Regions from separate parts of the Homo sapiens genome. Here region 2 is linked to region 1. A link is a loop called in an ENCODE intact Hi-C map of the cell type or tissue named here. Cell type or tissue: HepG2. All regions are shown on one strand. Links, peaks and the distances in the headings refer to the core of each region. The heading gives the core; the rest is flanking DNA.

The links. Peaks named below come from ENCODE experiments on the same cell type or tissue, not always from the same donor. Only the 100,000 strongest peaks of a DNase experiment are listed, where the experiment ranks them.
Region 2: a loop joins it to region 1, with 14 times the contacts of the local background. A loop is called at or near these places in 8 of 110 quality-filtered maps.

Annotation. Positions count from the first base shown.
Region 1 is chr21:43,283,899-43,299,841 of GRCh38, forward strand. No RefSeq gene overlaps it. Among named protein-coding and RNA genes, the nearest start is that of LINC00322, 40 kb to the right of the region's middle. RefSeq lists a silencer at 6,571-6,865. In HepG2, for the core only: no CTCF peak of the experiment used is centred there; no DNase peak of the experiment used is centred there.
Region 2 is chr21:43,360,818-43,371,490 of GRCh38, forward strand. It overlaps LINC01679 (long intergenic non-protein coding RNA 1679), which reads right to left and starts at 1,532. Exons shown (of 2, transcript NR_131902.1): 1 at 75-1,532. RefSeq lists enhancers at 1-8, 792-941, 2,788-3,327, 3,881-5,080, 5,324-6,002 and 4 more and a silencer at 1,622-1,771. In HepG2, for the core only: a CTCF peak has its summit at 4,375 (motif pointing right); a DNase peak (open chromatin) is centred at 4,434; H3K27me3 peaks cover 2,776 bases.

The DNA.
Region 1 (15,943 bases), core at 6,830-11,829:
CATTTATCTACTTATCCATCCATCCATCCATCCATCCATCCATCCATCCATGCATCCATTTCAGAGAACTGAAAACATGTTCACAGAAAAACTTGCACATGAATGTTTATGGCAGCATTATTCGTAAGAGCCAAACAGTGGAAACAACTCAAATATCCATCAATTGGTGATTGGATAAACAAAACAAGATACATGCATAAAATGGAATATCATTGTCTATAAAAAGGGATGAAATGCTGATACATGCTACCATGTGGATGAATTCTGAAAACATTATACTGAGTATAATCCATCCGTTCATTCATCCATCCATCCATCCATTTATCACCCATTCATCCATCCACCCATCTATTCATCTATCCATCCATCATCCACCCTTCCATCATTCATCATCCATCCATCCATCATCTATTCATCCATCCATACATTCATCTGTCTATCCACCCATTCACCTGTTTATTTATCCATTCATCCATCCATTTATCCATCCATCCATCTATTCATCCATCCGTCAGTGTATCTACTTATTCATCCATCCATCCATTCATCCAGCCATTTATCCACCCATTTATCCATCCATCCATCTATCCACCCATTTATCCATCCATCCATCTGTTCATCCATTCATCCACCTAATCTTTCTGTTTATTTGCTTTTTCTCTCTATGAAGCTACCTGTTCTGGGCATGTCATATCTAACATGTGGCTTTTTGTGTGTGGCTTTTTTACTCAGTAAAATGTTTTCAGAATTCATCCACATAGTAGCATGTATCAACATTTCATCCCTTTTTATAGATAAATGATATTCCATTTTATGCATGTATCTTGTTTTGTTTATCCAATCACCAATTGATGGATATTTGAGTTGTTTCCACTGTTTGGCTCTTACAAATAATGCTGCCGTAAACATTCATGTGCAAGTTTTTCTGTGAACATGTTTTCAGTTCTCTTGTGTATACACCTTGGAGCGGAATTGCTGGTGCCTTGATGTTTTATTCCCAAACTGCTAGTATCACAAAATAATACCCTTCAGTATTGTTGGTATTTATTTAGGCTTAACTTCACATGCAACTTGGGAACTAGACCCGGCCAGTGGGGAGTGCTTGCAAGAGGAACCTGGAAAAGTGGAAGGTCTAGATCTGTAAGTCCAAGTTCTCATGTTGAAAGGGCAACATAGATGTTCTTATTATTCAAATTAGACCAAAATGTGTTTGTTCTGTGTCTGAATTATTGTATACCTTGGAAAACCTATTTAGGATTCACATGAGAAGACAGCCAAAGAGGACAAATTTATGTCATTCATAAGATCGTTCAAAAATAGTCACAGAATGTCCATCTGGTGCCAGAAGTTTGTTGAATGTTGGGATATAAATAAATATAATGATTAAGTTCAAATTATTACCTCATCTTTGTTTCTTTGCATCATTGTCCTCGAATGTGGCCTATTCGCTGCTTTTCTCAGTGTTTTCTATAAGGTGATAATTAAAACATCAACCCGAAAGACAATCATTGTGGGCCGAATTGTGCTCCTCCAAGTCCATATGTTGCAGCCCTAGCCCCCGGCACCACAGAATGTCCTTATTTGGAGGTAGGGACCTTAAAGAGGTGATTAAGGTAAAATTAGGCCATTGGCATGGCCCCTAATTGAATCTGACTGGTGTCCTTGTAAGAAGAGTGGATTAGGACACTGACAAACACACAGGGATGACCACTCAAGGACACATGGAGAAGACGCCATCTAGAAGCCAAGGAGAGAGCCCTCAGGAGGCACCAGCCCTGCTGGATTAGGACACTGACACACACAGAGGGATGACCACTCAAGGACACACGGAGAAGACGCCATCTAGAAGCCAAGGAGAGAGCCCTCAGGAGGCACCAGCCCTGCTGGATTAGGACACTGACACACACAGAGGGATGACCACTCAAGGACACACGGAGAAGACGCCATCTAGAAGCCAAGGAGAGAGGCCTCGGGAGGCACCAGCCCTGCTGGATTAGGACACCGCCACACACAGAGGGATGACCACTCAAGGACACATGGAGAAGACGCCATCTAGAAGCCAAGGAGAGAGGCCTCAGGAGGCACCAGCCCTGCTGGATTAGGACACCAGCACACACAGAGGGATGACCACTCAAGGACACACGGAGAAGACGCCATCTAGAAGCCAAGGAGAGAGCCCTCAGGAGGCACCAGCCCTGCTGGATTAGGACACCGACACACACAGAGGGATGACCACTCAAGGACACATGGAGAAGACACCATCTAGAAGCCAAGGAGAGAGGCCTCGGGAGGCACCAGCCCTGCTGGATTAGGACACCGACACACACAGAGGGATGTCCACTCGAGGACACATGGAGAAGACCCCATCTAGAAGCCAAGGAGAGAGGCCTCGGGAGGCACCAGCCCTGCTGGAACCTTGATCTCAGCCTCCAGCCCCCAGCACTCTGGGAGAATGCATTTTTGTTGTCTGAGCCACCCACCCAGTGTGTGGTTCTTTGTTATGGCAGCTGGAACGAACTAATCCAATATGCCTAGTCACCCAGGTATTGCCCTAGGGACAGAAAATTCACCAACACCCTCTCTATGCACTCTATGAAGAGACCGGACTTTTAAAATGTTTTAAATGCCTTATTCACAACATCTCATGATATTTTTGTTTTCCTCTTTTAATTGCTCTAATCTAATTAATGAGTTTCCCCTAAGCAAAGAGTTCTCACTTTATTGTTACTTTTTGTCTTTTCACTACACGTATGCAACATTTGATCTTATTTGCTATTTGTTTTTAAGAACTTTTCTTTTTTTAAAAAAGTTTATTTATTTAATTTTTATTGAGATGAAGTCTCGCTATGTTACCCAGGCTGGTCTTGAATGCCTGAGCTTAAGTGATCCTCCTGCCTCAGTCTCCCAAAGTGCTGGGATTACAGGTGTGAGCCACCGTACCCAGCCTAAAAACTTTCTTTTCATTTGGAAATAATTTTAGAAACACAGAGAGTTACAACGATAGTCCAGAGAGCTCCTGTAGATTCTATCCCTGCTTTCGCCTAATGTTCACTCTTGATTATTTTTTAGTTTCAAATGTAATCCATGTTGCTTGGAGAAAGCATGGAAAATATTGGAAATGAAGTGGATTTTTAAAAAAAAATCAGTTTAATATTAGCACTAAGACATAAATCCAGTTACCTTTAGGAATCTTTCTTTGCAGCATTTTTTTCTTTTACTTTTCCTTTGAAATAATTATCAGATTACAGGAAGTGGCAAGGAGAGCAGACAGGGCTCTCATGGGCCCTTCACCCAGTTTCCCTGCAACAGCTGCCGCTGATGTCACCATAGCGCTAACTGACACCAGGAAATGGGTATTGTACGATGTGTGCACAGTTCTCCACCATTCGATCGCACGTGTAGATTCATGAAGCCACCGCCCAGTCCAGGGTGTCCCATCACCCAGCTATCTCTCTCGGGCTCCCCCTTGCTGGTCTCCTCCCCCGAACCATCCTCAACCCCTAGCAACCACTCCTTTGTTCTCCAGTGCCACACTTGGTCATTTCGAGACAGTGGTATATACAGAATCAGGCAGAACGTGACCTTTTGGGACTGGCCTTTTTGCTTAGTGCAATGCCCGTGACATCGGGCAGGTGGGTGTGTGCAGTAGCTCACCTCTTCCTACCGCTGTATTCCAGACACCACGGTGTGTTTAGCCGGTCACCTGGTGAAGGACATCTGGGTTGGCTGTGTCCGGTTTGGGGCTGTTATAAATAAAGATGCATGAACACTCGTGTGCCCTTTTCGGTGTGATCAGAAGTTTTTATTTCCTAGGGATAAATGCCCAAGAGTACAATTGCTGGGTCATGGTAATAGACTTAGTTTTTAAAGAAACTGCCAAAGCCTGGCCTACCATCCTTCCCTTCCCAGTGCACCCACAGGAGGTGTCATTTTACATTCCCAGAAGCAGGATATGAGTCTGTTCTGTAATGCACAGATACTACTGATATTATTTTGCTTGCGATCAAATTGTACCTGCTGTTTTATAATGGGCTTGTGTCCCTTGATATGATCTTATGAGCATTTCTCACACGTATTTTCCTACAGCTCCTTTAAAATTGCTGAATAAGGCAGCACGTGGGTAAACAGCCCCAGGGCCCAGTCCCACAGGGCTTACTTAAGCGCGTGTCCACTCCATGGCCGCACCCGTGCATCTGCTGCGGAACCTGGCGGGCACAATGCTAGGGGTGGGGCTGGAGTCACCGAGACTTGGTCCTGCTCCATGGGACTTAGAGCTGGTCCACAGATGAACACGTTGATCACAGACCAGGAGTGCTGTGGGCGAGACTACACAGAGTCCCGAGTATAAGCCGTGTTAGGTCAGGGAGAGTGCCCACCCATGTGATGTCTGGGCTGAGGTCTGGAGAAAATGCAAGCGTTCAATAGGCTGGGGCAGGGGAGGGCTGGCTGTGCGCGCTCTATCTTCGTCAAATCTATTTTATCTAATCATTTGCAAAAGCAAATAACACGAGCTCTCTGTCCCGGGACAGGCACACAGCTGTTGACTTTGTTCACTGTTTTGTGCCCCTCACAAGCATGAACTGGGCATGACTCAGGCATTTGCAGAAAGAATGTCAAATGTCACCCAGAATATCACTGTATACAAGAGGTCTTTGCACACAGCTCCAATATTTTGCTTAGAGGTCAATCTCTGGAAGTTAAATGGCTTGTTGCTGAATGCTGCATACATTTCCAAGGTCTAGATACTGTTCTAAACCTTAGTGACTGCTCATTTACACTCTGGACCCTAGACTTCGGCGAGCACCCTCTCTAGATGGCCACACCATGAGTGTCTCACCAGGGCTCAGGGGCTGCCTATCCCCTTCCCTCCTGAGCTGGGCCCCCAAATCCTAAGGCTGGGTGTATATGGCCAAGTGCAGATGGAGGCAGGCTCTGTTTTCAGGAGCAGGACCTGATCCAAGTTTATTACCAAATTAAATACTCCTCCCCCCTCCTCATCGTAGACCAAGGCACAGGATTTGTTTGGAGCTTGGGGTGGGGAGGGAGGTGAAATGATGGGAGGGTTTCCACATGGGGTGGAGAGGGCAGGGTGCTCCACTCTGCAGCTTACAGATAGAGGCAAAAATCAATAGGGCTTGACTTTGGTGTCCCCCTTCTGGACCTGCAGGTGGATTCCCACCAACTGATCAGCCTTGCCAGGGCTTTCTGGGAGCCTGTCTGGTGGGAAGGAGCTCCCACAGCAGTGGTGATGGAGAAGGTCCCAGCTCTACAGATCCTAGGCCCATGAGATGGATAGAGATGGTACAGAGAGAGGGAAAGGCCCAGAAGCCTCTGAAGGACAGCAGGGCACAGTCTGCCATCTCACCTGGCAGGGGCCCAGGTACCTGAGCACCGAGAGGCAGGTTTGCACTCGGCACCTGTCTCTAAGACTCTCCCAACACACTTACCTTTGTCTTTGCACACTGGCCCTGGGCAGTGTGGCAAGGTGGTTCTGCATGAACACAGGCTTATAGTATCGTGGTCATCAAAGATGGCCCTACCAATTCTCCCTCCCCAGCACAACTGCATACTGCCCCTCACACCGAGAGACAGAGTGTAAATCCCTGATCCTGGATTCCCCATTAATGGCTTTGACTAAAACAATGCAGCAGAAGTGACATCCTGAGATTTCCACACCCAGATCTTAAGAAAACTAGGCTTCCACTTCCTGCAGATGGGAACCTGGCTGCCATACTGTGAGGGAGTCCAAGCAGCCACATGGAGAGGCCCAGTCAGTGGAGGACCAGGCCTCCCACCAGCAGCCCAGCTGAGCTGCTGTAGGAGTGAGGCCATTTGGGACCTTCCAACCATCCCTGCACCCAGTGGCACTGTGGAAGCAGGAGAACCCCCAAGTCAATCTGTTCTGGAGTCGTTTGTTATTGAGCAATGAATAACTGTATCAGAAATTGATGTGGCAGTGTTCTTTTAAGAATAACTTAATTTAGGATTTCAGATTTTGCTCATTTATAAGGAGCATTCACCCAGTTTCCAGAAATGATTCAACTAGAGCCTGGAGACGTGGGTCACCTTCCTCTTGGTGAAGCCAGTGACACTTCTCAGATTGAGTCTGGGCCATTTTCAAAGCAATAGCATCTGGCAAAGGCCCAGTGGCCAGGGCGTCTCCTCCCTGGAGACCCGCCTGATTTCAGTAGCTCCTTCCTGACGCTGTTTTGGGGCCGGTGTGAGAGGCCCCCATGGCTGCCTTGGGAGGGTCCCCACAAGCTCAGGCGGGTTGAGGGGGGCGGCTTCCTGGCAATGAACTTGAACCTTCAGATCAGGGAGGGTCTCCCTTTTCCTCTGGAGCAGGCCCCACTGGAAACCTTACTGCAGTTGGGACTTCCCTGCTGGCCCTTGGCCCTGGAGAGGGGGTGTCCTCCCTGGTGGGTCCCATTGTGTTTGCAGTTTCCAGGCAGTTTCTGGCACACTGGCCTTGGACCCCCAGGCTGGGAGCCATGGCGTGCACACAAAACGACCTTCATCTCCTGCTTCTGCTTGGCAAGCTACCCGGGAGGTTTTATTTTCCACTGAAGTTGCTTCCCGATTATGGGCATCCCTGTCCATTCAAGACCCTTTTCAAAGCCTTGCTAATTGCCCCCCAGAGCCCCACCCGCATCCCAGCAGCAAGCCCAGGCCAGCTGTTCTTTTGATCTCGAAAGGCAAAAGAGGAAGCGGAGAAAGGCTGTTTGCAGGCCAACTGTGCGCACAGGTGTGAGGGAGCTGTCCAGCTTCCACTCCGTCATTTCCCCATGAGATTGGTCTTTCTGGCTTAATCCTCCTCCTGGGCCCTCCCCTGTGCCCCCCTCTCAGAGCTGGATGGTGGCCGCCCTGACAGTCCTCATCACACCCGGGGCTCTCAGATGGGAGCAGGAAGGGCTGGCGCCCCAGCCACCTCGGCCCCTCTTCCAGAGGGTACCACAAGAACCCAGATGGCCACGGCTGTCCCTGTCCAGGCAGCAGTCCGCGTACACAACGCACTCCCCTGAGTGTGATCCCCTCAAACTCCCACGACGCCCACCCGAGGTGAATGCTGCTGTTACTCCCGCTTTCCAGAGAAAACAAACTCAGGGAAGGCACAAAATACATTGCGACTCACAGCCGGCCGCTGGCAGGAGCCAAGGTGCTGCTGGGGCCACGGTGCCCACGGCCCGTGCCCGGGTGCTGACACTGTCCCCACCGCCTTCCTCCCGGCGGCCATGACCCCAATCCACAGCGGTCACCGGCAGGGGCAGTGGTGGACCAGGGCCTGGCTCAGCCTCACTGTGCCAGGGCCCCTCGCCGTACAGAAGGAACTGGGACATCCTCATAGGGTCGGCCGGAGTGTCACAGTGGACACAAGGCCCCAGGCAGTGTCCCCCTGGAAAGCACCTCCAAGGGCTGCTGTGACCCCCACACCACGTCCTGGAGGAGGGGCAGATCCCCCCACAGGAGGGACATGGTCTCTCTTCCTAATCCCCGGCATCAACTCTGATTCTTTTTACCGAGAGAGACCCGTTCCCACCCTCCTGGGGTTGGCCTCACTCAGAGAAGAGGGCAGAAGGAAAGTGAGTGTGTGGGACCCTGGAGGCCATGGTGAACATGCCCGTGAGTCCCCTCAGGCCAGGGTCCTCAGCCAGGGTCCTCGGGTTCTCGTTTGGACTTGTTTATGAGCCCCCAAGGCACACTTATTAGGAGTGAGAGCTTGGGCCCCCGGCACTCTCAGCCAGGCACCTGCCGTGAACTGGGCATCGCCAGGAGCCACCAGACAGGTTCCCAGGCTGTCAGGAAGGGCCTTGATCAGAGGTGCAGGGGCCGGGCACTTCATGCCTGCCCTCCTCCCTGCAGCCCAAGCTCTAGTCCCAGGTCAGAGGATTTCTTCCAGTGACCCTCCGGGGGCACAGGAGAGGTTGGGCAGGCTGGAGCTGGGTGAATGGTGCACAGAACCCTTTTGGGGAACAGCGGCCCCCAGGAAGGCCGGGCCCAGGCAGCGGTGGCTGGCAGATGGCCACTTCTAGCATTTGGATGTGAGGTGTTGGTAAATGAGCCCCTGGGAGACATTTTTTGGAAAAAAAAAAACCACACCTCCATATGTCAAGTTGCACAAGTTTTAGGTTGACCTCCCTCCGGGAAGGGGGTCTGCCCGAAGGTTCCTCAGACTTTGAGCACATTACCTTCCCCCCAGAGGCCAAAGTCCCTGCCAGGCAATGGGAGGGCTGTCACCACAGAGTCCTCTTAGGGAGGGCCAGGGCCACTGATGGGACCCTCCACTCACAGAGTGTCCACACCCACCCACCCACAAGGGCCCGCCAGGCGGGAGACTCGTCAAAGCTCCAGGCACACTAGGCTGCCCAGCCCATGGTGTCCCCATCACCTGCCGCCTCTGGCTGGGGTAGAGCCTTTTAGCTATGGCCAGACCTGCTCTGCAGATTCCAACAAGGCCTCATGTCCCAGCAACGGTGGCGTCCCTGCCAAAGGGGACGGGAGCTGAGCAAGGGTCTTCACTCCCTCGTGCCACCCCTCCGGCCTCTAGGAAAGTGCTGATAGCAAGGCCGAGGACAGCAAAGCCGAGACAGCAAGGCCGAGACAGCAAGGCCGAGACAGCAAGGCCGAGGACAGCGCTCCGGGAATGAAAGCGAAGCTCCAGTGGTTGCTCCAAGACGTGGGTCTGGTGGGAGCAGAGTGGGCTGTTTTTGGAGCTTCTCCCCTGCGATGTGAAGGCAGGAGCAAGGGCAGCTGTCCTGCTCAGCTGAGGCATGGGATGGCCACAGCATCCCTGCAGAGCCCACCAGGATGCACTCAGAACTGACTTGTCCTGCACACACCTACACCCCCTCACACACCCACATCCCCACACCTCTTGCCAAGGAAAAGCCAGGGGACGTCTCCCAGGTTCCGTTCTTGGAGTGGGTGGACTTCCCAACGTAGCAGGTCCTTGGGTGGAAGACAGGGCCTGTGACTTAGAGCAGAGGTGCAAGTCACAGTGGAGCTGGCCGCTCCCCTAATACAAAGAGGTAGAGGATGTGGGATAACACGTGTTTACTGCAGCTTCTCCCTCCTCCATTTCCTTCCTTTCCTCCCTCCTCCATTCCCTCCCTGTTCTCCCTCCTCCATTCCCTCCCTGTCCTCCCTCCTCCATTCCCTCCCTGTCCCCCCTCCTCCATTCCCTCCCTGTCCTCCCTCCTCCATTCTCTCCCTGTTCCCTGTCCCCCATTTCCTTCCTTTCCTCCCTCCTCCATTCCCTCCCTGTCCCCCCTCCTCCATTCCCTCCCTGTCCTATTTCTTAATAGACTTTGTTTTTTATCGCAATCATAGGTTCGCAGTGACACTGAGTGGAAGGCACAGAGGGTTCTCATACACCCCGACCCTCCATGCTCGGCCTCCCCCATTAACCTCTGCGGCCACGGTGGGCTGTGCTGTGGTGACGCACACGCCCTTACCACCCCGAGTCCGTAGTTTACACTGGGGTTCATTCTTGGTGTTGGACATTCTGTGGATTTCGACAAATGTACGACACGCACCCACCATTGTAGTGTCGCACAGACTTCACGGCCCTGGAACCCCCGCGCTGCACCTGCTCATTTCTTCCTCTCTCTTTTTACCATGGTTTACACAGATTCCAGATCCAGGGGCACGAACTGGAGTTATCATCCATGGTCACAGCACACTCTCACACTGGTCCATGCTCAGCTGTCGTTTTATTATTTTATTTTATTTTATTTATCCTTTTTTCCAAGACGGAGTCTTGCCCATTGCCTAGGAATGCAATGGGTGATCTCAGCTCACTACAGACTCTGCCTCCTGGGTTCAAGTGATTCTCCTGCCTCAGCCTCCCAAGTAGCTGGGATTACAGGTGTGTGGCACCATGCCTGGCTAATATTTTTGTATTTTCAGTAGAGACGGGGTTTCACCATGTTGGCCAGGCTGGTCTTGAACTCCTGACTTCGTGATCAGCCTGCCTTGGCCTCCCAAAGTGCTGAGATTACAGGTGTGAGCAACCGCACCTGGCCTATATTATTATTGTGATTATATCATGAACACTGGGCACCAATGACCAACCCAAAAGCTGAAATGTAGTCACTTCTGTTTGGGTCTGACCTTTCCCATCCCAGCCCCTCCTCCTCCATCAGAGGTAACCACAACTCCATCCCTGGTGCTGGAGTTTGATTTTCAGTCTTATGGTACAGGGGTGTTTGTGTGTGTGTGTGTGTGTGTGTGTGTATACTTAAATAGTTTGGCTTATTTATGAAAATCATAAAAAGGATGTCGCTCTTCAGCAGCTTTCTGAGATTGGCTTTTCCTGCTCAGTGTGATGCTGGTAAGATTTGTTCGTATTCTGTCTGCGCTGTAGTTCATTCAGTGTCGTGGTTGTAGAATTTTCCACTGTGTGATCCTATCATGAGTGATCCGTCCTTCTCTCCTCTCACTGTCGACGTGTGGGCTGCTCCGGGGCTTCCTCCTGCCAACTGAGCTCCTGGCACGCCTGCAGGGTCTCTCCTGGGTGGAGAGCTAAGAATAAAAGCTGGATCTTGGAAATGCAAAATCCTGACTTGACAAGGTGATGCCTGGCAGTTTCTGCAAAATGCTTGCATCGACTTCATCGACTTACACTTTGCCAGCTGTGTGCAAGGGTGCTGTTGATCCCCATCCTTGGAACATTTAGAATTATCAAAAAACTTTAAATTGTTGTCAATCAAATTCACGCAAAATCGTATGTTGTCCTGAGTTGTGTCCCTCAATTAACAGTGAGAATGGGCCCCTCTTATCACTCACTGGCCATGTGTTTTTCCTCTTCTGGGAAATGCCCGTTCATGACCTTTGTCCATTTTTCTATTGGGTCATTTGCTTTTTCTTATTGACTTGTAGGAGATATTTGTACATTCTCCACAGTGGTCTTTTCTTAATTTTTTTGTGTGGTGAATCTTGTCTTCTGGGTTGTAGCTTGTCTCTGTATCTTCTTTAAGGCGTAGTTTGATGAATAAAAGTCCTAATTTGAATGAAGTCAACTGTAACAATCTTTCCTTTCATATTGTTGATATTTCGTGTGTCTTGTATAAGAAATCCCTTCCTACTGTGAGGTCACATAGATACCCACCTATATTTTCTCCTATAAGTTTTAAATCTTTGCTTTTGACATTTCGATTCTTAATCTGTTTGGAGATACTTTCCGTATACGGTGTGGACACAGAATCTAATTTTTTTTTAATGTGGTTTTTCAGTCCTATTTATCAAACGACTTTCCCCAGGGACCCACACACCACTTCCCTATGTACAAGCCCATCTGTGGGTGGGTGTATTTCTGGGCTCTGTATTCTGCTTCATTAATCAATTTGTTTATCCTGGGCCAATACCACACATCACACTGTATTATAGCTGTATGATTAGCCTTTTCAACTGATGGGGCAACTCCACCTCCTTCTTTTTCTTCTTCAAATGTGTTCAGCTGTTCCTTTTGAAAATTGGGTCGTAACTTACTCGTAGTACAGTGCACAAGCCTCAAGGGTACATTTCAATTACTTTCTTTACAAATGTGCTCACTTACACCGATTACACGTGCTGCATAAACAACCTCTCCAAAACCGAGCAGCATGACGTAGCCTTTCTGTTGTGCTCAGGACTCTGTGGACCTGGAGGCCAGCCAGGCAGGCAAGGACAGCTCGCCTCTGCACAGTGATTTCTGCGAAGAGTTGAAGGCTGGGCGTGACCTGAAGCCTGGGGGTGCATGAAGTTGGAGCATCTTTTCTCACATGTCTGTTGGCTGCTGCTGGCTGGGATCTCTGGGGAGCTGTGGCTGGAACTCCTACACATGGCCTCTCCTTGTGTTGCTTCCTCATGGATTGGATTGGGCTTCCTCACAACATGGCGGCTGGATTCCTTGATGGAGTGTCCCAAGAGAGCTAGGAGGAGGCACATGACATATTTGTGATCCAGACTTGGAAGTCACACAGAGTTACTTCCATGATACTCTTGGTCGAGGAGATCACAAAGGTCTCTTCAGGTTCAAGGGGAAGGGATATAGACCTTGACTCTCAATAGGAGGCTTCTCAAGGTCACATTGGAAAGAGCTTGTGGGATGGGAGACATCTATGCAGTCATCTTTGGAAAACACAGCCTGCCATTTCTGTATAACAGGTGCCCAGATCAAGATGTAAACTATTTCCAGGGACCCAGTGGGCCCTTGGGGGCCCCCTCCAGTCCATACCAGCCCCTCAAGGTAGTTACTACCCTGATGTCTGTTGGCATAGACTAGTTCTGCCTAATCTTGAATATAGGCAGAATAGACAAATGGAGTCACGTGGTGTGTTGTGTACTCTTTCTTGAGTGGTTTCTTGCATGTCATAGTGTGCCTATTGTCGAGTGCAGCAGCATCTTGTTCTTGTTCACTGCTGTGGACTGTTGTACGGTGTGAACAGATCACGGATTGCGCACTCAATCTTGACAGGCCACTGGCCATTTCCAGTGTTTGATTATTATGAGGAATGATGCCACAAGCATTCTCGTATGACTTTTTTGGTGTGTAACCACACACTGCTGTTGGGTGCACACCCAGGCGTGGAGCTGCTGGGTCACTGGATGCCCAGCAGACACTAGCAAGGGATGTTTTGAAGTGGTGGGACCATTTTCACACTCACCGATAGTGTAAGGGGGCCTTTCCTCTGCAGCTGTTGGTGGGTAGTGTGATCTCACGGTGGCTTGAGTTGGCATGTCCCCAATGACTGATGTTGTCAAGTGCTTCTCACCTGTTTCTTGGCCTTTGCATAAACTTTTTGGGGAGGTGTTTTTGCAAGCCTTTCACTCGTTTATTTAAAATTGGGTGGTCAGTTTTCTTCTTATTGGTCTGTGGGAATTTGTCCATCTGGATGCAAGTCTTTTGTTGGATATTACCTGGAATCAGCCAAACTCAAGTTCAGGGACACAGTTCTCCAAAGACTTTCCTCATTTCAGATGCCAGTTGCAAATTTGGGGGTTCCCAGGGTCACCTTCACTTCTTACCAGTGGGCTGCAGATGTGGAGTCCCCATGGACTCCCTCCTGTTCGATAATTCACTGGAACAACTTACAGAGCTTAGGAGAGCCCTGTGCCTGTGAGGACAGCAGACACTCATTGTAGTAGAAGGATACAAGTCAGGGTAGCCAAAGGCAGCGGTGCAGAGGATGAGGTCTGGGGAGCTGAGCAACCAGCTTCTGCTGTCCCCAGGGCACGCTACCCTCCCGACACATGGATATGGGACAATATTCTTTGAGTGTTGTCATTTGGGGATTTCACTAAGGTTTTGGTGTCCAGTTTTTTATCGGGGTTTTATTGCATAGGCGTCCCCATAGCTAAACTCAGGCTCCGGACCCCTACGCACACCAGAGACCAGGCTGATGTCAACTGGTGCAAAGTCCCAACCCTCTAATCACGTTCTGGGTCCTCCTCGGGAGGCCAGCCCCCACCCAGAATCACCTCATCGGCATAAACTACCTAGGGGCCCTCCATGAGTCACCTCATTAGAAGAAATTATCAAAGGTGGCCGGAAGGGCCCCTGGTCCCTCTCAGCCTCCCTGTTGCCCCCAGGAGCTCCAGCGGCCTCTCCCCAAACCCTGCCCTGTGGTCAGAGATCACCGTCAGTCATGTCGTCAGCCCCAGCTAGTGGGGGCACCCACCCTGGTCTCCAGGGGTCACACCAGTGGCTGCGCTTCCTGAGCCAACCACGTGTGTCATTGACCTGCATGTTACGAGGTTGGGAGGGGTTGGGGGAACAGGCTGATGTGTGGAACCAGCCGGACTCATGTCAAAAGCCCTTTCCCCTCCCCACGCCTGGCACCTGCATCACTGTCTCCTCCAGGCATGCCAGGGAGGGGCCGTCCCCATTGCCCACATGCAGATATCGTGCAAGGCAGGCATCCCTCTCCACCCTGGCCATCCCTCGACAGCCATGGGCATTGGCAAGGCAGCCGCTGTGGCTTTACTCTGCCGGGGCCCTGGGCAGCCTTGTGCAGTTCGACGCCGGCCCTCCTTCTACCGCCTGGGGGTTTGGGCTCCCAGACCTCCTCTGCTGTAAACACCAGACCTCAGATCATGACTTGTGGAAGCAGAGGGCCCAGATGCCTCATGAAGGCCTGGGAGGGGGCTGGCACCCTGGACTGGGCTCGGGGCCTGAGCAGGGCATGGGCAGGCTCTGCATTCGGCCCTGCCTCCCTTTTCCCAGGCGACTGACCACTCCTGAGGACCATGGGGCTGTATCCTGGCTGAGGGGACTGCAGGCTCCAGGGCCAGGATGCAGGAGCCTGGTGCCACCTCCACACCAATGCCCTTGCACGCCGACCCTGGCATTGCCCGCTGCCGGTGGTCAGGTGTGGAGGAGGCACGGGAGGGGCCGAGTACGGCCAGGCTCCTCCCTGGGTGCTGTGGCTGCCCCACACTGGGGGCCTGACCCTGTCGGGGAAAGATTCCTGTCTGGCATTGGCTGTGCTGAGACATCAGAGGCCAGAGCTGGAGATTTTGGCAGTGGGGAATCTTAAGGAAACAGGCACTTCTCTTTGGAAAAAGCACAAGGATTGCCCACTGCCAGAGACAGAGTGGCAGTTTTTGGTCAATCACCAACACTGGTAGATGAGCTGTGGATACGAGGGGCTGTGCCCAGAGAGGTCTGAGGCCACGGCCCAGGGGGCCAGGCCGGGCTTCAGGAGGCTCTGTCTCTGGGTAGAAGCACGCATGGACACACACACACACAGTGATACACACATTCACACCGACACACATGATCACATACCCACACACATCATTCACCCACACCCATGCACACATACCCTCGCACACCGCCTCCTACACCCACATGTGCACCCTCGCACACCGTGCCATACACGCAGGTGCACACCCTCGCACACCGCCCCCGTACACGCAGGCGCACACCCTCGCACACCGCCCCATACACACACGTGTGCACCCTTGCACATCATCCCATACACGCACACGCGCACCCTCGCACACCGCCTCATGCACACGTGCACCCTCCCACACCGCCTCATGCATACGTGCACCCTCACACACCGCCCTATACACGCACGCACGCACCCTCCCACACCGCCTCATGCACACGCACACCCTCCCACACTGCCTCATACATGCATGCGTGCAGCCTCGCAGTGTCTCATACACACAAGTGCACTCTCCCACACCGCCTCATACACACAAGTGCACCCTCGCACACCGCCCCATACATGCACATGCACACTCTCACACACCGCCTCATAAGCACATGTGTGCACCCTCGCACACCGCCTCATACATGCACGCGTGCACCCTCCGACACCGCCTCATACACGCACGCGTGCATTTACAGACACACTTGTGCGTTCTCACAGCGTGGCACGCAGTCACGCTGACACACCCCCATGGGCCGATCACACACACTTCACTGACAGTTGTGCACACACACTCTCACGCGGCAGTACTGTGCACTCCCACACCCCCAGGCAAGGGGCCTTCCAAACCCGCTCCAGCCCCTAGGGACGAGGCCAGCAGCCCCAGGGAAGCAAACTCAGGGGCTCTTTGCCTTTCTCTTCCCCGAGCCCCTCTGCTCTTCTCTCCAGCCTCAGAACCAGGCACAGGGGCAGATGCGGTGCTCCCAGCTGGAGGGCAGCCAGGCAGTGTGGACGCGGAGCCTGTCTTATCACCAGCTTCAGCTGAGGCCTGCTGCTTGTCCAGTGTCCTCAGAGCCCGGCAGGGAGAGAGCGGGAAGGTCTCACGTCCCACAGCTGGGCTTGGGAGGCAGAATCCCTCTGTGTCCTGAGCTTTAGGTTCCCCCGAGATGACACGGAGCTTGGGCTGCCCAGGGCTGGATGCTGTTCCTCCCGCTCAGGGCCCCAGCCTTTCCCCAGGAGCTCGACTACGCCACTGTGATGGCAGCTGGGGGCACTGGACGGCTGAGCAGCTCCAATTAGCTGAG
Region 2 (10,673 bases), core at 46-5,045, 70 kb after region 1:
CCACATGGGGACCCCTGGGTGACTGCGCTCTCCCACCTCCCCTCCCACCCTTCCCGCTGCGGGACTCCACACACCAGGCCCACCGTCACCCCCTGCTCTCAGTCTCCAGGCACAGCCAGGTGTGGGCGGTGCATGGCGGGCCCAGCGGTCAACCGCGGCAAAGGTGGTTCCCAGGTCCCTGTGTAGCGGGGGTCCCGTAGCCCCATTGACTGCAGGTCTTGGCTGGGCCAAGGCCATAGAGCAGCATGGCCAGCACTCCTGTTCCATCCTCTGCATCTCTGCTTCAATTGCAAACAACAGCCACAGTTCACATCTGGATCTGTGTGGTGCCCTTCAGTTTAAAACCCCTGCCCAGAGGCCATCTCCTTTGAAACTTCCCAGGCAGGTGTCAAAACGATCCTCCCTCCACATGTCACAGAAATGCAGCAGCAAGAAGCCCGAGGCCTCCAGGAGGAGCTGCGGGCTGGCCCCACCCACAAGCAGCTGCGGGCTCACAGTCACGGTCCTCTGAGGACAGGCTTGTGCTTCCCACTCCCCGGTGAGCGGGCACCACGGATGTCAGTGCCGTGACTGGCCTTTGTGCTTTGGATAAACTCCATGTGGAATGGAAGGAAAGATGGGAGCATTCTAGAACCTGAGCATTTTGTAGCAAGAGCACTGTTCTCACCGCTGATTTCCAATGTCCAGGGCAGAAAGATGAAGAGATATCGTTTTCCCTTAAATGGGAGTGAAGGACAGAGGCAGCGTGGTGGCCGGTGATGGACAGACCCGTGTCTGCTGGCAGGACACCCCGGCCGCCTCCGTCTCATGGATAGAGCAAGCAGTTTTCTCTATGACGTGGCTTCTTTAGGAGGCAGCTCGGCTGCCCAGATCCCTCCTTATTTTTTAGTTCTCAAGCCCTGTAGGGTGTTTTCGGTCGCAGTTGTTTGGGCTGTGGTCCTGACCCTCCTGAGTTCCAGTGGCTCTGTTCAGGAGAGCTGCCTGGGGCCGGGACTTCTGAAACACACACTGAGCCACAGGCCGGCCCGGCGGCTTGGGTTCACCGCCGCCTCTTTGTGTGTGATGTCCTGGGATAGGCCCGTGCACGTTCAGATGACACTGTACATATAAATAACTTGTAGCCGAGAACAGGATGGGGCGGGGAGGAGGGGAGGGCAGAACGTACCACAGCAGCAGAAGTCACTGTGGATGCCTTCGTAAGTTGCATGGAAGGTTTTTAAACCTAGCCCTGCCGAGCAGCCCTCTCCTGGTCCGGGAGAACGATGGGGAGAGAGCTGGCGTTCAGCTTTCATCACTGGAGCCGTTCCTTCTTCCGGCCCCCCGAGGGCCTGTCCATGATCACACTTTGTCTTGTTTCGGGGGTGGCCCCTGTGACCCCTTAGAGGTGCAAATCCAAGGCAGTAGAAGCCGCCTGCCAGGCCAGTGCCCGCCACTGCTTAATTCAGGCGGAATCACGGCTCAGAGGGTTCCCTCCACTTTCCAAGGGAAACATGTCCACGGGGTATCTCTTCCTGCGTATTTTCTCACGACCCTTCCTTACATCCAAGGCCACGTCTCTCGACACGTTGTCCCCCCTCTGCCGTCACACATGGCGTAATCCGCGCCCCCCCTACCCCCCACATCAGCTGCTCAGCGAGCCGCACTCACAGTCACAGGCCCCGCCGGCGGCAACCCCACCTCCTCCCGCCCAGGCAGGAAACGCTCAGCAGCACCATCTGCTTGGCTCCTCAGCCAGCCGCGCTCCGGGAGCCCTGGGGGCGAGGCGGCCGTGGCGTCCTCCACGTCTGTGTCTCCCCGCACGTCAGCCGCCCCACGCTGTCTCTGGAAGCTTCCGGAGTACCCAGGCCTTCTGCACTCCACGCACTGCATGTGCGCCTGAGCCGCTGTCTCGATTTTACAAAACGGAATCTAGCAGTCCATGCACTCAGGGAGGCGGCTGGCAGGATTTTCTGGCAAACTAAGGGTGTTCTTTCCTGGCCAAAGGAAAAGTCTTTTGGAAAATGAATAATCTCTTCCTAATTTGCTTGACTAGGAAGATGGGTTTTTGCACAGTGGGTTTGTTGAAGGGAGGCAGCTCTTGAAATTTTGTTCATAATCCGACATGACAAGGGTGACCGTATAATCTACCGACCCATCTGAGCCCCTTGAGAAGAAAGGAGAAGGTTGTTAATACACGCACTGGGACCACAGGCATCACTGGGCCTGTCCTGGGCAAACTGATTTATGATGGCCGCCGTTGACCTTCGCTGTGGTCAGCCTAAGTGACCTCAGCGTGCACCTGCCATGATTTCCTGGAATCACTCTCTGGGTTCCAGGCTTCTAGGCCTGTGGTTTTGGGGCTGGTTTCTCTGAATTCTCAGATCCTGGTCAGAAGTTTGTGGGCAGATTGGTGTCTGATGAATGAGGGCCGCTCATTCAAGAAACCAGCGTAGCAAATGGGAGGTGGTGCAGGGTCTCTCTGCGAAGCGCTCAAGCCCACTTCCCTGCCCCCACGTGTCCTGATTTTACTTTGAAATTTCCAGTGGATGCAATAGTGCCGACCATGTGCACATGGGGTCAGGATCTCAGGCCCGCCAGCTGGACTACAGCAAGTACCCATGGTCTCAGGGAAAAGGTCCCCTGCTGCAGGCTGTGGGGGACCTCGGCTCTCACAGTGGCTATGCCTGAGAAAGCCCCTCCAGACTCGCCAACCTGGCCCGCGCGTCCTGTCCGGAGGGCAGGGTGGGGCTGGTGCTGGTTACAGATGATCCTCAAGGGCACAGCACGCAAGCCACCAGGCGCCCCTCCTGCAGCTGGGTCAGAGAGAGGCACTGGGAGCCTGGCTCCCTCCAGGTCAGTCTCCACCAGGGCCACCCCGGTGACCTGCAGGAGAGGAAGGCAGACGAGGAGTGGCCCTGCCCCTTAGGGCGCATCGTGCAGGTGGCACAAGGGGGTCATCTGCATCCTGGTCAAGGGGGAGCCCACCTGCCTCCTCCAGGTCGGGAACACTCCCTGGAGGCCATGGTGTGGAGCGTCCACCCGGGCTTCGTCCTCCAGCTCAGCTGCTGGGCCCTGGGAAGGGACAGGCCCAGCACCCGTTCAGCCGGGCTGAGCCGCAGGCAGAGCGCCTTGCCTGGGAGAGACAAACCCACCGCTGAGGACACACCCTCAAGGTTCACCCTTCCCCACTTCTGTGTTGCCCTTAGCTCTAAGGTGCTAATTCCATCTCTAGTTTCAACAGGCTGATTGCTCTTAAGGGAAAATGGGGTTGCACAATCCGGCTGTGGTGGCCGGGGCTCTTGGTCTCCCCCCAGTAAGAGGATGGACTTTCCAGCCCTGCTGATGGTCAGCGGGGACCACGTGGAGGCTTTGGCAGATGAAATGGGGCACATGACATAGCCCTGCCCCAGTGGAAGCCTCAGAGCCATGGCTGGGCTCCACCAGGCTTGCTCCAGCGGCCATGAGGACCATGCCCCACAGGCAGGGGCTGCACCTCCACCCTGGTTCCAGAAGGAAGAGGCACAGCCGACATGCCGCTCGAGCAGGAAACCCTGGGGAAGGTGGGACATGAGATCCTGTGTCTGATACTACAGTGTAACCGGCTAGAAACTGACTCAAAGGGGCATTTTTACAGCAGAAAGAGGCGAAGCACACGTGCATCTGCCATCCTGTGATTGTCAGGCCCCGTTTAGGAGTGGACAGCTCCATGGTTGTGTTTGAGCCCCACACCGGCCCTGGGGGGTTATACTGCCCTGGAGGACAGCTGACCTCAGTTCTCCAAGCTTCCATTCCCCCTTGTATGGGCACAGCACCCCAACCTTCTTTTGGCAGCTCCCACGCCCCCCAGTGCTGGTGGGCTCTAGGGCTCTGGTCCCTGATGCTCAGAGGCACAGAGACAGCATTCCTCAGGGGCCCTGATCCTCTGGCCCGGTTCAGACTGTGGTGGGGCCTCGGGACCTTTCCAGAACCTTGGAAGTGGGTAGCACCCTTTGCTGGGACAGACATGCCTGGAGCTCCGGGCATTGGGCCACTGCTGGGATAAGCCCACGACAGAATGAAGCCGGGCAGGCAGAAAGAGCTGCGGGCTCCCTGGCCACTCCTGTTTCCGTAAAGGGCCTGGTGTCTCATTTCCTACTTACCTTGGACTTTAAGGGCCTCCTGCAGCCTTTGTCACACACTCTTCTTATTTTTTTGTCCATTACAACCTTTTACGGCGGCACAAGCCATTGTTCTCAGGGCCAACGCGTGAGTCCTGTGGTGAGTTTCCTATTAGTGTGGCTCGAGAAGGTACCCCGTGCTGACGAAGCCTGGAGAGGCAGGGCCACACTGCAGAGCCTCAGGCCAAGGGTGGCGGTGCTGGGGTCTCATGAGCCCAGGGTTCACTGCCCACCAGGCGGCATTAGCCTGCGGCTTTGGCGCCCAGAAGTCCCGACAGGCAGCAAAGTCTCCTGCTCCTGGCTGCTGGCCAGGAGAGCCCAGCTGGGCCTCACCTGATCGAGAGGAAACGCCTGTGTCCTCTAATCAGCATCTCACTGACAGAGTCACCCCTGGTACAGCAAGTGGGCTTTCAAGGACATCAGGTGGCTGCATTCAGGCTGGTAACAACACCGCCCTCAGCTCTCACAGTCTGAGGAAGCCCCCTGAAAAGTCACTGGAGTGGGGCTGCAGGAACCCCACAAAGGCCTTTCCTGCTCCTGAATAATTCCCAAGCACCTAGGACTTCCCGGGCCTGGCTTCTCCGCCAGTCCAACCTCCGGACCTGAAGACCAAGCAGTGCCCAAGTGTGAGGTCCCTGGAGAAGGAGGAGGAAGAGTGGAAGGAGGTGGAGGGTAATGCATCCAGAGGAAGACGCTGAGGGTCAGGCTGGCCCTGGGTCTGACCTGTCCTTGGGGTGAGCAGGCTACTGCACTGTGGGAGTGGGGGGGCCCCTAGGCAATTGGCCAAGAGGTAACTGATGCAGAGAGAGGAATGCTGAGGCCACGGCCATTCTGGGCCTTCATGGCCATAGCTCGTGAGCACCCATGGGTGCCAGCACTGAGGCCAGCTGGGCTCCAGCATTGGGAAGCTCAAGGAAGACCAGTCACGTTTCCCCTGAGTAAGATGCTGCCCTGGGGCTTGTGGGGCCACAGACAGACACCAACCCTGGCGCTCTTAGGGTCAGGAGGGGTGGCCCAGGGTAGCACAGCGTGGAGAGACCACGCGGAGGTGATGTCCTCACAGACCCCGCCCCACTCCCCCAGGGGCCATCCCACAGAGCCTTGCCTTTGTTTTTTGTTTTTTCTATTCCTGGCTTTTTTCATTTGCTTTCAGATCAACTGCTTCATTAAAAAACATCCGCCTAAACTGTGGAGACAGAGGAAGGATCAGTGCTTGCCAAGGGCTGGGGGAGGAGGAACAGGCAGAGCGCAGAGGGTTTCAGGGCAGTGCCGCTCTGCGTGACGCCATCACGGAGGGTCCAGGTCATCACACGTCTCTCCAAACCCCTAGAATGCCCAACACTCACTCTGAAGCCTTCTGTCAATGTGGGATCATCTGTCGTAAAGTCTGCACCGCTGTGGTGGGGGCGTGGATAGTGGGGGAGGCTGTGCGTGTGTGGGGGCAGGGAGTGTATGGGAAATCTCTGTACCTTCCGCTCAATTTGGCTGCGAACCTAAACTGCTCTAAAAAAAGTCTATTTTTAAAAAGCATATGCCCGAAAAGTCCTTGAAAATGCATCTTTCCCTAAATATTCAAATTTATGTTCATTAATAAAATAGCACATATTTATTCTAATTTTTAAATCTTCACAAATATCAGTGATTGCATGATTTGTTCTCAAAAACACTTTTCCAAACTACATCTAGAAGCCACATTTCTGTGGTCGGCTCGCCAGTGGTGGGCACGCGTCAGGTCGGATGGGTAGGGCCTGGGGTGACCCTGGCTTTCTGCCCTCTGAGCACGACATGGAGGCTGGACTTGTGCCTCTGCAGCCCCTCGAAGCACTGCCACCATCCTGCCGAGGGCCCAAAGCCTTGTCTCCACCTGCGCGCCTTGAGTGTCCTCGCTGGGAAATGGGCACAGCAGGGCAGCGAAGGTGCTGGTGCTGACGTTCCATGACTGTGAGAGCCGGGAGGCACCCCATGCGGAGACCAGGCACAGATCCCCAGATCACTGAAGGGACGATCCCCCAACAGGCAGAACCAGGGTACGGCCCGGGGTTCTGACTCCTGGGGATTCAGGGCCCTGGGCCTGGTGCCAGCTGGGCACGTTTCTCAGCCCATCAGAGGACACAAAGGGCAAATGGAGCAGGTTGAATTGTGTCCCCAAAATGATCTGTCGAAGCCTGCACCCCACAACCATGAATGCAACCTTCTCTGGAAGTGGAGTCACTGCAGGTGTATTAAGATGTCAGTTAGGATGAGGTCACCCTGGAGAGAGGTGGGCCCTGATTCGGTGCGACTGGTGCCTGGTAAGCGGAGGAAAGACGCAGAGATGCGCAGAGGGAAGCTGCGTGAAGGCCCAGGAAGGAAGGCCTGAGAAGCTGGAGGCAGAGGCTAGAGCGATGCCTCTGCAAGCCAGAGATGCCAAGGGCTGCTGGCAACAGAGAAGCCAGAAGAGGCAAGGAACAGATTCCTCCCTGCAGGGAGCACGGCTCGACACGCCGCACCTTGATCGCAGGCGTCTGGCCTCCAGCCGGAGCCGGGACACGTTTCTGCTGTTGTAAATGACCCCATTTGTGGCCGTCTGTTGCAGCAGCTGTGGGGAACTGGCACCGATCTCAGGGCCGGAAGCACAGCTGGGCACGGCTCTCCCCAGCTCTCTCGGTCACTGTCCCCTGTCACAAACCCCGTGCAAAACAGCCTGAGGGGGTTCCTTGCTGCCCTCCAGGGCTGTGTCTGAGTGCTGAGCCAGCCCCTGGAGGCCAGGGCCTCAGAGCACAGGGGAGCCACAGGAAGGGGTGTCTCCACCCGGAATTGGAGCAGGAGGGCCAAGGCCTTCCAGGCTGAGGAAGGGAACAGGATCAGGGCCTCCTCCTCTCAAGGTGGCCCCTGCCAGCGGCCCCTGGAGCTGCAAGGCTACAGGGACCTGGCCCCAGGTGGGGCTCCTGTCACCCCCCTGCACGGAACTCACTCTCACCCCCAGCCTTTCCTACCCCTCACACCACCACCCTGCATCCCACCCCAAACTGGGTAACCCCCCAGCAATCCCCCAGGGACACAGAGAGGAGTACCTGGGGGATGACTGGGAGGAGTGCTGGGGAGAGGAGTGCTGGAGGATGACTGGGGGAGGAACAGGGAGAGGAGTGTCTAGGGGATGACTGGGAGGAGAGCCGAGGAGAGGAGTGCATGGGGGATGACTGGGGGGAGGTTGGCCAGGAGCACCTCAGTGGCCGCTCAGAAGTGCTCAGCTTCACTGGTGCTTGAGCACTTCCAGTGTGCCCAGAATGAGGAGCACATTTACGAAGGCAGCAATAGAGATGGTGGCAGCCTTCATCAGAGAGATGGGGTCCTGCCCAGGCCTCATAAGGAGGTGCGTGCTGGCAGTGACAACGGGGACAAGAGGGGCAGAGATGAGACACTGGGATGCAAGGATTGCATTTGAGCCCGATGAAGAAGGAACTGTTGAGAGTATCCCACAGTTACAGACCCAGAGTGGGGGCATCCCCATGGCTCAGGGAACCCCAGCTTCAGAGACACACACAGCGTGCAAGCCACATGAGCAGGCCGGGATACCCCTCCACCACGTGAGCCCAGCAGTCACCAGGGCATTTTGGAAACAGCGTGGTCTTGGTCCCGAGCTGCAGATACACAAGATGTTCCCAGGGGAAAACTGAGTGAAAGGTACATGGAATCTCTAGATTTTTTTTTTTGCAACCTCCTGTGAATATGTAATTGTTTTAAAATAAAAAGTTAATCAGACCAGTATGGTCAGTGGTGTGACCATGTGTGTGTATGCATGTGTATGTGTGTGCGTGCATGTGTGTGTGTCCGTGAGTGCATGTGTGTGATGTGTCTGTGCATGCGTGTGTGCATGTGTGTGCATGCATGTGTGTGATGTGTCTACATGTGTGAGAATGTGTGTGCATGTGTGTGATATGTGTGCACGTGCGCATGTGTGTGCATTGTGTGATGTCTGCATGTGTGTGCATGTGTGTGATGTGTCTGCATGTGTGTGATGTGTCTGTGCATGCATGTGTGCATGTGTGTGATGTGTCTGCCTGTGTGTGCATGCATGTGTGTGCGTGTGTGCATGTGTGTGTGCATGTGTGTGGGCTGATGGCAGAATTTCAGGAGCATGGCTAATCTGACCCATTTCAATCAAGTCCATAAAAAAAAAAATGATTCTGGAAAGACACCTCTATGGCAAACCACGAAAAGACTTGGTGACAGAACCACTCAGCCATGACACCAGGCTCATCCCAAGGACAGTGGTGACCCGTTTCCATTTGTGCCACTTGATGTGGATGGAGGCAGCACAGCGAGACAAGGGCTAGACACACACGCATGTGAGGGACGGGATGAGTCATCGGCACACGTCCCTGTTACCGTCACTGTCAGCCCAGAGCTGGAGCCCTGTGAGGCAAGATGAGGGGCAGATGAGAGCTGAGAGCAGAAGGAAAGAACCGGACGCCCTGGCAGAAAACACAGACCTGGGCGGGAGGGCAGGGGGAGCGCAGGGGAGAGGCAGGGGCTGCAGGGTCGAGGCGTGGAGGAGGCTGTCAGGAAAGGCTGCTGTACTTTCTTGAATGCAGCCCCGCTGGCCAAGACACAGGAAAAGACAGGGTTTTATTTTAAAATGCTCTGTGTCAGCTGGAATGGGGGTCTTGGATGAAACCTGCGGGGACTGGACCTCACAGGGCAGCCAGCAGTCGGTGTCACAGCAGCTCCACAACTGTTGGGATACCAGGTTTTCTTGGTGGGCAAAGTTTACTTTTCGCTCCATCTCTCAGAGCACGAGCCCCTCTGACAGGGCAGACACCGATGATCTCAGCACAGCCTTGGCACTGCTTGGCACAGCTGCGTGGGGATCGTGCGTGAAACTGCGACTTGACTTTTTCCAAAGCCCCAGGATTCCCCTTGCGTGGGAGCCTGGTGCTGTGCCGGTGGTCACCAGCCTCACTGCCCGCCCACTCCCCACCCTGTGGCCTCTCAGTGTCCCCTCCAGCACACAGGACCCGGCTCAGTTGCTCAGAGAGAGATTTTTCCAGCAAGGCGTTTGCAGGCGGCCTGGCCGTGCTTCTGACCCACCGGCAGGTTTCTGAAGAGCCGCTGCAGGCTCTTTCTTGCAGGACATGAAGCCATAATTAGTTTTTCCTTCCTTGCCAAATTGGGAGCCTGCGGGTCTGGTAGCACTGAGGAAAATACAGCTCAGTGTATGGCTGAAGAGTGAGCCCAGGGCACACGTGTGTGCACGTGCGTGAGAAAGAGAGAGGAGACTGAGAGGCAGGGAGCCTCTTCTCTGTGGATCTCACCTGTCTGTCCACGCCGCACGCCCCCCGGCAGCACCACTTTCAACACCACTTTTCAGAGCTAAAAGAGTCATCTGTTTTGCTTCAGCAAAAGAAACGTCAGCCTAGAAGCTTTAAGCATATTCCCACAATGGGCTTTAATTATCAGAGAAGGTTGGCAATACGTTTGCATTTTAATTAAGATTAATGAATCATGCATGATTCATCAGGCCGTTCCCCTCCGTTGGCGGAGCAGTGATGAGAAGGCCACCATGTCGCTGAGGGGCCATCTGCAGGGACGGTGTGTCAGATCCGAGAACCCCACTCAGTGGTCCCTCCCCTGGGGCCCCAGCGGCAATCTGTCCTCATACACGCTGCAGCCACGCCTCAGCCATGTGACCTGGGGGTTTCTGCTTCTCCAGAAAGGGCGTACTGGGTGCAACTACACACACACTTACCCTGTAGGTGCCAATAAACGCAACGTTAAACAACAAGTCTATGGGTAAGTAAGTTTGAGAAATGCCAGTTTACATGAAGGTGAGCAGAGTTGTGTGTGTTTCCCTGCAGGACTCCTCAGGCCTTTAATACGCACATGTGCGCTGTGAACCCCCAGATTCATTTGCACACAGAAGCTATCCTTCCAGAAATCACCTTTGGGATTAGTACAGTATTCCCTGTAAACCAAAAATAGAATTCTAAGCCCCCCAACTGCCTGAATGGCTCCCCTACTCTTGGCCAAGGGGATCCCAAAGGAACCTGATAAACGAGTTCAGGCCAGGATGGGAAGAGGTAGGGTTGGACATGCCTCATAATACTCTCCTCCCTCTCTGGAGTTTAGGCACAGCTGACCAGCATTAACATGAAAACAGAGATCATAAGACTGGCAGAAAAGACTCTTTGTAGCAATAAGACACCAAATTCCACCCTGACTCTAGTATAGCATCACATGACTGATAGCAGGCCTGGAAAAAAATAAAAGTACTTTACCCCAAAATATATTTCTCTGACATATTTTGAAATGGCCCTGCAAAGCTGTCTCTTAAGGGGGAAATTTGCATTCTGTAGAGAATTCCCTGCCCTTAATAGGTCTTTTACAGAGAGTCTGACACATTTTAAGGTCCCATAAGAGACATTTGCCATCTAGTCTCTCTGAAGCCTGCTATCTGGAGGCTTCATCTACATAACAAAAACCTTGGCTTCCACGATCCCCTTGTCTTAACTCAAGCATCTCTTTCTGCTGACCTCAAACTTTTTAGGCAAAGCTCAG